2 separate regions of the Homo sapiens genome follow, and region 2 is linked to region 1. The links are chromatin contacts, found by Hi-C or POLR2A ChIA-PET in ENCODE. All regions are on one chromosome and are shown on one strand. Each heading gives the region's core, a stretch centred on a gene start or an enhancer-like site at or near the end of the contact. The rest is flanking DNA. Distances are from core to core; before and after follow the strand shown. Region 1 holds the start of GARIN3 (golgi associated RAB2 interactor family member 3). Region 2 overlaps CYFIP2 (cytoplasmic FMR1 interacting protein 2).

What was found. Hi-C counts contacts between places; a loop is a spot of excess contacts on that map. ChIA-PET counts read pairs that join two places held with the same protein, here RNA polymerase II (POLR2A). Pooled maps may share reads with other maps.
Region 2: POLR2A ChIA-PET joins it to region 1 with 12 read pairs in GM12878. The contact joins the enhancer-like site here to the promoter of GARIN3 in region 1. A Hi-C loop is called at or near these places in 1 of 168 maps with a recorded cell type or tissue (naive thymus-derived CD4-positive, alpha-beta T cell), 9 of 37 single-sample maps with no recorded cell type and 11 of 50 pooled maps. POLR2A ChIA-PET finds 5 or more read pairs at or near these places in 18 of 52 experiments (CD4-positive, alpha-beta T cell, CD4-positive, alpha-beta memory T cell, CD8-positive, alpha-beta memory T cell and 11 more).

The regions. Positions count from the first base shown.
Region 1 is chr5:157,163,249-157,169,324 of GRCh38, reverse strand. It overlaps GARIN3 (golgi associated RAB2 interactor family member 3), which reads left to right and starts at 3,061. Exons shown (of 2, transcript NM_130899.3): 1 at 3,061-3,762; 2 at 5,667-6,076. The coding sequence starts at 3,157.
Region 2 is chr5:157,272,006-157,278,081 of GRCh38, reverse strand. The region is part of intron 1 of CYFIP2 (cytoplasmic FMR1 interacting protein 2); the gene reads right to left. Among named protein-coding and RNA genes, the nearest start is that of CYFIP2, 8.9 kb to the right of the region's middle. RefSeq lists enhancers at 4,464-4,603, 5,670-5,879. Within about 2 kb of position 4,826, at least 8 of the 41 ENCODE cell types and tissues checked have a DNase peak (open chromatin) inside an H3K27ac peak, as active enhancers do; they include CD4-positive, alpha-beta T cell and GM12878, where a contact is called at or near this core.

The sequences.
Region 1 (6,076 bases), core at 1,812-4,311:
GTTTACTGTCTGTATACCAGCTCCATGAGACCAAGAACATTTGTCTATTTTGTCCATTGCTATATTCCTGCACCTAAAACAGGGTCTGGCACAAAGTAAACAATTAATTATATTAATGGAGTGAATGGATAAATTTATGCTGCTTTGCATTTGTATGTTTGTATTCTATCTGTCCTATTAGTGTCACCAGTCTAGTCAGTCTAGTATAGTTTAACCATTGCCATATTTTGGGATGTCGGTGTGCTTTTGGTCTTATGTGACCTTGCTGAAATTTCTTGTAACTTCTTTTTTTGTTGTTGTTTTTGAGACAGGGTCTCACTTTGTCACCTAGGCTGGAGTGCAGTGGTGCAGTTTTGGCTCACTGCAGCCTCCACCTCTGGGGCTCAAGCGATCCTCCTGCCTCAGCTCCCCCAAGTAGCTGGGACTACAGGCATGTGCCATCATGTCCAGCTAATTTTTTTTGTTGTATTTTTAGTAGAGATGGGATTTTGCCATGTTGGCCAGGCTGGTCTTGAGCGCCTGAGCTCAAGCAATCCTCCCACCTTGGCCTCCCAAAATGCTGCAATTAGAGGAGTGAGCCACTGTGTCCAATCTGCCTGTAATTTTTTTGAGCCTTCATTTTCCCTCTATAAAATAGAAACCTGACCTGGTGTGGTGGCTTACGCATGTAATCCCAGCATTCTGGAATGCTGAGGTAGGCAGATCACTTGAGGCCAGAAGTTAAAAAACCAGCCTGGCCAACATGGTGAGACCCTATCTCTACAAAAAAGCCAGGCATGTGGTGGTGCTGTGCTTCTGGTCCCAGCTACTGGGAAGGCTGAGGTGGGAGTATCGCTTGAGCCTGGGAGGTGGAGGCTGCAGTGAGCTGAGATGCTGCCACTGCACTCCAGCCTGGGCTACACAGCGAGACTCTCAAAAAAAAGAGGGCTGGGGGCGCAATGCGGAGAGACCTATACATTTTAGGCTTGTTGTAAGGATCAAAATTTTTATTTATTTATTTTTTTAGAGACAGGTCTCAGCCTCTTGAGTACATGCCACCATGTATAGCTAATATTTTTTATTTTTTGTAGAGCTGAAGGTCTTGTGATGTTTTACCCAGATTGATCTCTCCCTCGTGGTCTCAAGTGATCCTCCTGCCTTGGCCTCTGAAAGTGCTGAGATTACAGATGTGAGCCAACGCACCCAGCCAGAATTAAAATGTTTAGAAGAATGTATGGTGGCAACAGCATGCCTGGCTTATAGCAGGTTCTCAATCATACAATTATAGTTCTGTCATTATTAATTATTCATCAGAAATGAACATATGAGAAGAATATATGGCTACATCTATATATAGCTCCAACTTCTTACTTTTTAACATAATTGTGTTGACTTTTAGTTATGATTCCCTTATAACAGAATATATGCCACTTTGTTTTTTCTTTTTTTTCCCCAAAAAGTCATTCAATATCTTTAGAAAAAATATTTCAGCTTTTCAGAGATAGGAAACTTTATCTTTGCATTTCCACTTTCTAGCTGGTCCCAAACAAAATACTTGCTCATTAAACTTTTTTGAATAAATAAATGGAAGAATGAATCTCAATGGGCACAAGCAAGTTTATATTTACTGCGAAGCTGCAATGTGCCAGGCACTGCAGTTGGCACTGGGGGATACAAAAATAACATTTTGTGGTTGAAGTTTATTTCAAGACCTCCACATGGTAATGATTGAGTTTGGCGGAATGTATGTTTATTTCAGAAGTATTTCTCTAGCTGGGGGAGGGGGAATTTGGATTCTTCACCTTGAGCAAAGTAAAACAAAACAAAACAAAAACTCCAGAAAGATGTCTTTGCCACCATTTCTCAGAAGAGCTTTAAAAAGAAACGGAACGTCAGTGGTTTATCAAGCAGGCATCAAGACTGAAGCAGCAGACATATCAGTGTGGGAAATCCTACGGTGATTCAAGACCTCCAAGAATTCCTGTGGTTCCCAGTAAATCCCCACACACATCACTAACTACCAATGACACTAGCTCTGATGCAGAATGAGATTATCAGTGAGCCATGCAGCTTGAGGAAGAGAAAAAGCTCTGACCTAGAATCCAGCTTTGGACTCTGACCTCAAGTAAGACAATCCTGAGCCTTGGTTTTCTCACTTTAAAATGATGTTTTAAAAAATAAACCTGCTTCCGGCCGGGTGGGGTAGCTCACACCTGTAATCCCAGCACTTTGAGAGGCTGAGGAGGGTGGATCACCTGAGGTCGGGAGTTCGAGACTAGCCTGGCTAACATGGTGAAAAACCCTTGACTCTACTAAAAATACAAAAATTGGCTGGGTGTGGTGGTGGGCACCTGTAATCCCAGCTACTTGGGAGGGTGAGGCAGGAGGATCACTTAAACCTGGATGGCAGAGGTTGCAGTGAGCAGAGATTGCACCACTGCACTCCAGCCTGGGTGACAAGAGTGAAACTCCATTAAAAAAAAAAAATTAACTGCTTCAAATGAGAGACTAGGTGAGAAAATCCTCCATATCCTGAAAATCAGCACACAGATGGAACCCTGGTTCTGTAGTTCTGATGGGGAGCAGGAGTCCCTTCAGACCATTCATTCAACACCTATCCCTGAGTGCCTGCTGGCACTGTGCTACCTACACACTGGAGACACAGAGATCAGCATCTAGACAGCACCCCTGCCCTTAGCAAGCACACCATACACACCCAGGATTTTACCCCCAGGAAGTAATTCAGCCCAAGCAAAAAAATTTTTGCAAGAAGATGATCCTTGAAGGGGTAACTGTAACAACAGCAAAACTGGAAACAACCCAGATATTTATAAAAGCAGAATGGTTCATAAATTATGTGTCCCAGCATTTTGATTGAAAAGAACACCCAGCCTACCCACACCTACACCCCAGGCAGGGTCAGCCTCTCCCCTGTGGAGGCATTGATTTGTTTTGTGGGGGAGGCTGGTGACACTGACCAGAGGGGATAGCTACATGGAGGCTAGGACAAAGGGGTGTGAGATGCGCACAGGTCACAAAGGACTGCAGGGGATAAATGTGGTGGTGCCAGGAGATTTAGGCAGAAGTCCTGTAGGGAGATGGGCAGTTACCTTCTCTCCGTCTCTCTCTCGGGGACTCTATTTGTGGCTGGTGGAGCTGTCTTAAACGAAGAGAACCATGAGCAATGAATCTTGTTTACCTTATTACACAGCCCACAGCTACTCTTCAATGAGTGCGTTCAAAACCTCCATGGGGGACCTGCAACGACAATTGTACAACAGAGGAGAGTACAACATTTTCAAGTATGCACCAATGTTCGAGAGTAATTTTATTCAGATAAACAAAAAGGGAGAGGTGATTGATGTACACAACCGTGTCCGAATGGTGACAGTGGGCATCGTCTGCACCAGCCCCATCCTCCCACTGCCTGACGTCATGGTTCTGGCCCAACCAACTAAAATCTGTGAACAGCATGTCAGATGGGGCCGGTTTGCCAAGGGGAGAGGTCGCAGGCCCGTCAAGACTCTAGAGCTCACGAGACTGCTTCCCTTGAAATTTGTGAAGATCTCCATCCACGATCATGAGAAACAGCAGCTGCGCCTGAAACTCGCCACTGGCCGTACTTTTTATCTGCAGTTGTGTCCCTCTTCTGACACACGGGAAGATCTCTTTTGCTATTGGGAAAAACTTGTCTATCTCCTGAGGCCACCAGTAGAGAGTTACTGCAGTACCCCAACACTTCTATCTGGGGACGCACCACCCGAAGACAACAAAAGCCTAGTGGTAAGCCTCTCAAAGGCTCGAGAACATGGGGCAGGTTCTTTGGGGGAGCAGTTCAAAGCCAGTCCTACAAAGCCTTTGGTGCCTTCTGAGGCCCACCTGGAAAAAGTATTGCATGTGCAAGGGCTCAGGACCAAATGAGCCACTACTAGGGGACTTACCACACTGGGAGGTGGGAGGGCTTGTGTGTCCCATAAGGCTGAATTTCAGAGACCTTAGGTATCAGCTACTCTGGTCTCACACCCAGGGTTGAAATCCTTTCTACACCATCCTGATCGTCAGTCTTTTCTTGAACACTTAATACCCCAACCCAGGTGGTCTGATTTGTTGTGGAACTTTTATTTGTATAAATTTAAGGGGTGTAGGTGTAGCTTTGTGTGTGTGACTATATTGCATACTGGTGAAGTCTGGGCTTTTAGTGTAACCATCATCTGAATAATATACATTGTACCCACTAAGTAATTTCCCATCCCTCACCCCCTCCAACCCTTCTGAGTCTCCAATGTGCAACTGGAGACTGTACAGATTTTTGTGCAATTTTTTTTTGAGACAGAGTTTCGCTCTTATCTCCCAGGCTGGAGTGCAATGGCACGATCTCGGCTCAATGCAACCTCTGCCTCCTGGGTTCAAGAGATTCTCCTGCCTCAGCCTCTGAGTAGCTGGGATTACAGGCACCTGCCACCACGTCCAACTAATTTTTATAATTTTTTTTTTTTTAGTGGAGATGAGGTTTCACTATCATCCACTAAAGTGCTGTGCCATATTTTTAACAATGAAGAAGTCTTTCTTCGATTTGAGTCACAGTCTGTCTCCCTGTGACTACCAGGCACTGATTTCTGTGTCAATCAGCACACCCTGTGTGTGTGTATGCACGTGCACAATCGTAGTAGTCACCAAAATGTAAAGTGAGTGTATCCCTTGACTGTGCAATCCCACTTCTGGAAATCTGTCCTGCAGAGCACGTAAAAATAAGTGTGTAAAATACAATGTCCAAGGATGAGGAATTGTATCAGTACTTTCTCTGGTACTGGAATTGCTCAACCAAAACTGAGTGACCATTGAAGGGGTGCTGTAGATGGAACTTGGCAAGAAATGAGAGCAAGACTTAGGCTTAGGCCGGGTGCGGTGGCTCATGCTTGTTAACCCAGCACTTTGAGAGGCCAAGGAAGGCGGCTCACCAGAGGTCAGGAGATCGACACCAGCCTGGCCAACATGGTGAAACCTCATCTCTACTAAATATACAAAAAAATTAGCCAGGTATGGTGGTGGGCGCCTGTAGTCCCAGCTATTCAAGAGGCTAAGGCAGGAGAATCCCTTGAACCTGGGAGGCGGAGATTGCAGTGAGCCAAGATCGTGCCACTGCACTCTAGCCTGGGCGACAGAGCAAGACTCTGTCTCAAAAAAAAAAAAAAAAAAAAAGACAAAAGACTTAGACTTAATGATTTTAGAGGTTCTCCTTCTCCTTCCTTTTTTCTTTTTTCTTTCTTTCTTTCTTTCTTTTTTTTAAACAGTGTCTCACTCTGTTGCCTAGGCTGGAGTGCAGTGGAGTGGCGCAGTCTTGGCTCACTGCAGCCTCTGCCTTCTGAGTTCAAGCGATACTCCTACCTCAGCCTACTGAGTAGCTGGGATTACAGGCATGCGCCATCCTGTCCAGCTAATTTTTTGTATTTTTAGTAGAGTCGGGGTTTTGCTATGTTGGCAAGGCTGGTCTTGAACTCCTGGCCTCAAGCGATCTGCCCTCCTTGGCCTCCCAAAGTGTTGGGATTACAGGCGTGAGCCACCACACCCGACCCAGGTTCTTCTAATTATAAGCCCTTGAATTAACTCCAGGATAAGAGAGGAGTAGAAAGTTCTGATCTCCCTTTCAGTCATCTCAATCTCATCTGTTTCTCTTCCCCTTGGTATAGGCTGCAGAGCTCCACAGAGAAGGGGATCAGAGTGAGACTGGGCTCTACAAGCCTTGTGATGTATCTGCAGCCACCTCTTCTGCTTATGCTGGGGGAGAGGGAATCCAACATGCCTCCCACGGAACGGCTAGTGCGGCTTCTCCATCCACGAGCACTCCAGGGGCTGCTGAAGGAGGAGCAGCAAGGACAGCAGGTGGCATGGCAGTGGCAGGAACAGCAACAGGACCTAGAACAGATGTGGCAATAGCAGGGGCAGCAATGAGTCCTGCAACAGGTGCTATGAGCATAGCAACAACCAAATCTGCAGGCCCAGGTCAAGTGACCACAGCGCTGGCGGGAGCAGCTATCAAAAATCCAGGAGAAAATGAATCCAGCAAGTCCATGGCAGGTGCTGCCAACATATCCTCAGA
Region 2 (6,076 bases), core at 3,577-6,076, 110 kb before region 1:
AATGATGCTTCAGTCAACAGTGGATCATATATATGATGGTGTTCCCATAAGATTATAATATCATATTTTTACTGTACCTTTTCTATGTTTAGATACACAAATACTTCCCACTGTGTTGCAATTGCCTACAGTATTCAGTACAAGAACATGCCGTACAGGTTTGCAGCCCAGGAGCAATAGGCTATATACCATATAGCCTAGGTGTGTAGTAGGCTATGCCATCCAGGTTTGTGTAAATGCACTCTATGATGTTTTCTTGGCCCCAGAATAAAACCCAAATACTGCTACTTCTTCCTCCCATGCCAGGACAGACATTGCTAATTGGTAATGACTCTATTTTCCACTAAGTCCACAGACAGCTTCAGAATCCTCATGAAATACTGAGCTCCAGGAAGCCACCAGCAATCAATCTGAGTTTGCCCATGAAATAAAACATAACATGCCCTCTCTGGAGTAGAACCATGCATGTGAAAGCTCCTCAAGGTCAGGGACCATTTTCTTACCTATCACTGAAAATGCAGAGACCTTAGCAGAGTGCTGCAAACAGATTAGGCACTGGGGAAGTACTGAATGAAAGAATTCATGAACACACCTCAATCTCCTGACAACATAGGAGAGAGGAGACGACCTGAAGTTGGCCATGTCCTTACTTCTAGTTTTTCCATTCCTTCTCCTTCACTATTAATAACACAGATAAGGCCAGACTCGGTGGCTACACAGATAAGACCGGACTTGGTGGCTACACAGATAAGGCCAGACTCAGTGGCTCATGCCTGTAACCCCAACACTTTGGGAGGCCAAGATGGGCGGATCTCCTGAGGTCAGGAGTTCGAGACCAGCCTGGCCAACATGGTGAAACCTCATCCCTAATAAAAATACAAAAATTAGCTGGGCATAGTGGTGCGCACCTGTAGTCCCAGCTACTCGGGAGGGTGAGGCAGAATTGCTTGAACCTGGGAGGTGGAGGTTGCAGTGAGCTGAGATTGAGCCACTGTACTCCAGCCTGGGTGACGAAGCGAGACTCTGTCACAAAAAAAAAAAAGAAAAAGAGAAAAAACCCATACAGATAATTTAAATCAGCATAGAATACATAGTCATATCCATAAACTGCCAGGATAATTCTTACTTAATATTTTTTTCTAGGGATTCTCTTTTTTGCCACTTTTCATTTTAGAAGGAAGCTTTATATCACAATCACAGAGAGAAAACTAATATTATATGCCATAAACAGAGGAGCCATAAAAAACATAGTAATGAACATAAACACAGGTCTGGGTATTATCTGAAAATCATCCCATGTCCACCACTGATATCCATATGAGAGGCATTTTAGTGTGGAGGTGAACTGGATAGCTTGAGTTAGAATCTTACCTCTGCCAATACCTAGTTGTGTGACCTTGAGTAGGTGACATAACCTTTCTGAGCCTCACTCTCTTCATTTTGGTATAAGGGATAATGATAGTTCCTATCTCTTAGGCTTTGAAAACTCAATGAGTTAGTCCATGTAAATGGCTTGGCTGGTAGAAAGTGCTCGATAAAAGTTAGTGCCTCAGCAAAACTGAATCCAGAAACATATAAAAAAGATTATGCATCATGAACAAGTGAGATTTATCCCAGGAATGTTAAGATTGGATTAACATTAACATCAGAATATCAATTAACGTAATAAGCTATAGCAATAAAGGTCAGAAACCATATCATCTCAATACACACAGAAAAAGCATTTGACAAAATCTCAACGCCTTCATGATAAAAACACTCAAAAAACTAGGATTAGAGAATATCCTCAACTTGACAATAAGTGGCCACAAAAAACTCTTAGCTAATATCAGACTTAATGCTTTCTCACCAAGATCAAGAACAAGACAAATAAGTCTGCTCTTAGCATTTCTATTCAACATTGTACTGGCAGTTCTAGCCAAGGTAATTATGCAAGAAAATTAAATAAAAGACATCTAGATTAGAAAGGAAAAAGTAAAACTATTCCTATTTGCAGATAACATAGTCTTGTTATAGAAAATCCAAGAAAAATCCACTAAAAACTATTGAAAGTCATAAACAAGTTCAGCAAGTTTGTAGGATACAATATCAGCATATAAAAATCAGTAGTATCTCTATATACCAGCAATGCACAATATGAAAATAAAATGGAGAAAACAGTTCTATTTATAGTAGCATCAAAAATAATACAATACTTAGAAATAAACTTAACAAAATAAGTACAAAACATACACTCTGAAAGCAATAAAACCTTGTTGAAAATATTAAAGACCTAAATAAATAAAAAGATATCCCATGTCCATAGGTTGGAAGGCTTAATATTGTTAACACGGCAATACTGCCCAAACTAACCTACAGATTCAACATAATCTCTATGAAAATCTCATCTGGTTTCTTTGCAGAAATTGACAAGCTGATCCTAAAATTCATATGGAAATTCAAGGGACTCACTCAGGATAATCAAGACAATCTTGGGGGTGGGAGGAACTGAACAAAAATGGAAGACTCACACTTCCTGATTTCAAAACATACTCAAAACTACAGTAATCAAAATTGTGTGGTGTTACCATGAAGACAATGAACAATGATTAAATTAATGGAATTGAACTGAGAATCCAGAAATAAATCCTCACATTTATGGTCAATTGACAAGAGATGTAGAAAGAATATTCTTTTCAACAAATGATTCTAGGACAACTGGATACCCACATGCAAAATTTGTTTTATGGTGTGAGGTATAAATAATGTAATATATAATAAATTAACTCAAAATGGATCAAAGATCTATGTAAGAGCTAAAACTATAAAACTCATAAGAGTACATCTTTGTGACCTTGAATTATGTAATAACAACAAAAACACAAGCAACAAAATAAAAAATAAACTAAACATCAAAATAAAAAAAATTGTGCTTCAAAGGACGCCATCAAGAAAGTAAGTCCACAGAATAGAAGAAAATATTTGCAAATCATGTATTTGCTAAGTATATAAAATATGTAAATAATTCTTGGCTGGGCACAGTGGCTCATGCCTGTAATCCTAGTACTTTGGGAGGTTGATGGGAGAATCGCTTAAGCCAGGAGTTCAAGACCAGCCTGGGCAACAGAGTGATACCCTGTTTCTACAAAAAAATTTTTTTAAATAAAAATAAATTTAAAAAATGAATTCTTAAAACTCATTAATAAAGAGAACCTGATTTTAAAAATAGGCAAGGAACAGATTTTTCTCCAAAGATATACACATAGCCAATAAGCACACAGAAAGATTAATAACCTTAGTTATTAGGGAAATGCAAATCGATACCACTTCACACCCACTAGGATGGCTATAATGAAAAGGACAGACAATAACAAGTGTTGGCAAGGATGTGGAGAAACTGAGAATACCGTTGCTAATGGGAATGTAAGATGGTGCCGCAACTTTGGAAAATCGATTGGTATTTCCTCAAATTTTTAAACACACAGTTACCATTTGACCCAGCAATTCTACTCCTAGGCATACACCCAAGAGAAATGAAAATACAGGTCCACACAAAAACTTGTACATGGATGTTCATGGCACCATTATTTGTAATAGCTAAAAAGCAGAACTAACATATGCATCAACTGATAAATAAAAAATTGTATAGCCACATGGAGTATTTTTCAGCCATAAAAAGTAATTAAGTACTGATATTGATACAACATGAATAAACTTTGACAATATTATGCTAAGTGAAAGAAGCGAATCATTAAAGACCCCGTATTGTATTGTTCCATTTATTAAACATGCCCAGAATAGGCAAATCTATGGTTGCCAAGGGGTGGGGTTGGGGGAAATAGGTGGTGGTGCTAAAGGCCATGAGATTTCTTTTTGGGGTGCTAAAATGCTCTAAAACTGACTACGATTATGGGTTGTACAACTCTGTGAATATATTAAAAACCACTGAACGGTTTTTTTTTTTTTTTTTTTTACACAGAGTTTCACTCTTGTTCCCCAGGCTGGAGTGCAATGGCATGATCTCACTCACTGCAACCTCTGCCGGGTTCAAACGATTCTCCTGCCTCAGCCTCCCGAGTAGCTGGAATTACAGGCACCTGCCACCATGCCTGGCTAATTTTTGTATTTTCAGTAGAGACAGGGTTTTGCCATGTTGGCCAGGCTGGTCTCAAACTCCTGACCTCAGGTGATCCACCCACCTTGACCTCCCAAAGTGCTGGGGTTACAGACATGAGCCACCATGCCTGCCCTGAACTATATTTTTTAAATGAGTGAATTGTACAGTATGCAAACTATATTTCAATAAAGCTGCTACCAAAAGTTAGTATTTTTATAACTACTTTTTGGGAAACTTTGAGTGTAACATAAGCAGAAGGGGTACAAAGAGAGCTGGGGGTAGAGTAGGAGCTTGGGGAGTTTGGGGACTGTAAATGATGCCCCTACAAGCAGAGGCTGTGGAGAGCAAAAACCAACGGGGATAGCAGGGGAGGAAAAGAGTAATAGATACAACCATACCACCCCACAGAGCAGCCCCCTAAACTGCAGGGGTGAACTAGACCATACAGGGCAGGCCCAGCTAGCTTGTTTGTTCCCTCCCCCTGCCCCTGCCTGTTTTGGTTTCTCTGCCATCTGTCAGGTCCTGGGGCTGCCCCACCCTGGAGTAAAGACTTCTCAGATAATATTAACTGAGGAGTAATAATATTACTGCCTGTGAGGTGGGTGGGGTGATAGGTTCTGAGGTTTAGAATGAGAACAAGAAGGGAGCCTAGCTCTCTTTCTACTGATGAGGAAACCAAGGCTCAGAAAAGAGAAGGGACTTGTGCAAGGTCACTGGGCTAGTTAGGGGTGGAGCTAGGGTTAACACTGCACTTCCTGAGAAGACAAGGGACTGCAATAGAATAACTCATATGACACAGAGCTTTAAAAGAAAAGGACAGGGCCAGGCACAGTGGCTCGTGCCTGTAATCCCAGCACTTTGGGAGGCCGAGGCAGGTGGATCACCTGAGATCAGGAGTTCAAGACCAGCCTGACCAACATGGTGAAACCCCATTTCCACTAAAATTAAAAAATTACCCAGGTGTCATAGCACACGCCTGTAATCCCAGCTACTCGGGAGGCTGAGGCAGGAGAATCGCTTGAACCTGGGAGGCAGAGGTTGCAGTGAGCTGAGATCACGCCACTGCACTCCAGCTTGGGGAACAAGAGTGAAACTCCATCTCAAAATAAATAAATAGATAAATAAAAAGACAAGTATTGCAACAAAAATTCTGCAGCGAAATGAAAAGCCCTCTAAGAAAGGAAATATAATCAAAGGACTTTACTTGGCTGTCTGTGATCATCATTTATATATATTAATAATGTAGACACTTTAAACCTGATTTAGGTTAAAATAGAGCTCTTCCTATCTTGAGAGACGGGGGCAGGGGAGGGAGGGAGATGGTGTAAGAAAGTGAAATCTCCATCCATCACAGCAGGAAGTAAATAGACAACGTGCAGAATAGATAAATCGAGAAACAGCAGTGTAAGCATATCATTTAGAGATCTGGAGGCAGCTACTAGAAGAAACAGTGAGTTAAAAGTGGCAGCCTCTAGGGGAGGGTGGGTGCTGGATGGTTGTTTTTCATTATAAGGCTTTCAATACTATTTGATTTTTTAAAACATTTGTATATATCGTTTTGATCAAAATTTAATAATTTGCTTTAGAAGACAACCACCCAAAGTCTCCTTGTTAGCAGTTCAGACACCTGGCCGGTACCCAGCACTGACTGGCAAGGTGGTCTTTGTTGTTTCAGTCCCCTGCTCCTGTCCTCCGGGACCAGAGGCCCTATCACCTACAGCTTCTCTCCACACAGGGGACCTGCAGTCAGAGCCGAGAAATCAAGTCAGCCTCGACTTGGGCCACTGGAGAAGGCCTATCCTCCTCGTTGTTTATGAGTAGACTGAGTAGACAGAGAAAAAGATCTTGGTGGGGGCTAAAGGACTTTCCCCTTCGTTTGCCATTTTGCCCAGCTGCTTCCTGTGTTGTTAAGGTTGAGGTGGCCTTTGTGGTGACACCAAACCAGGCTACCAGCAGCTCAGGGGAACGGCCTCATGCTCT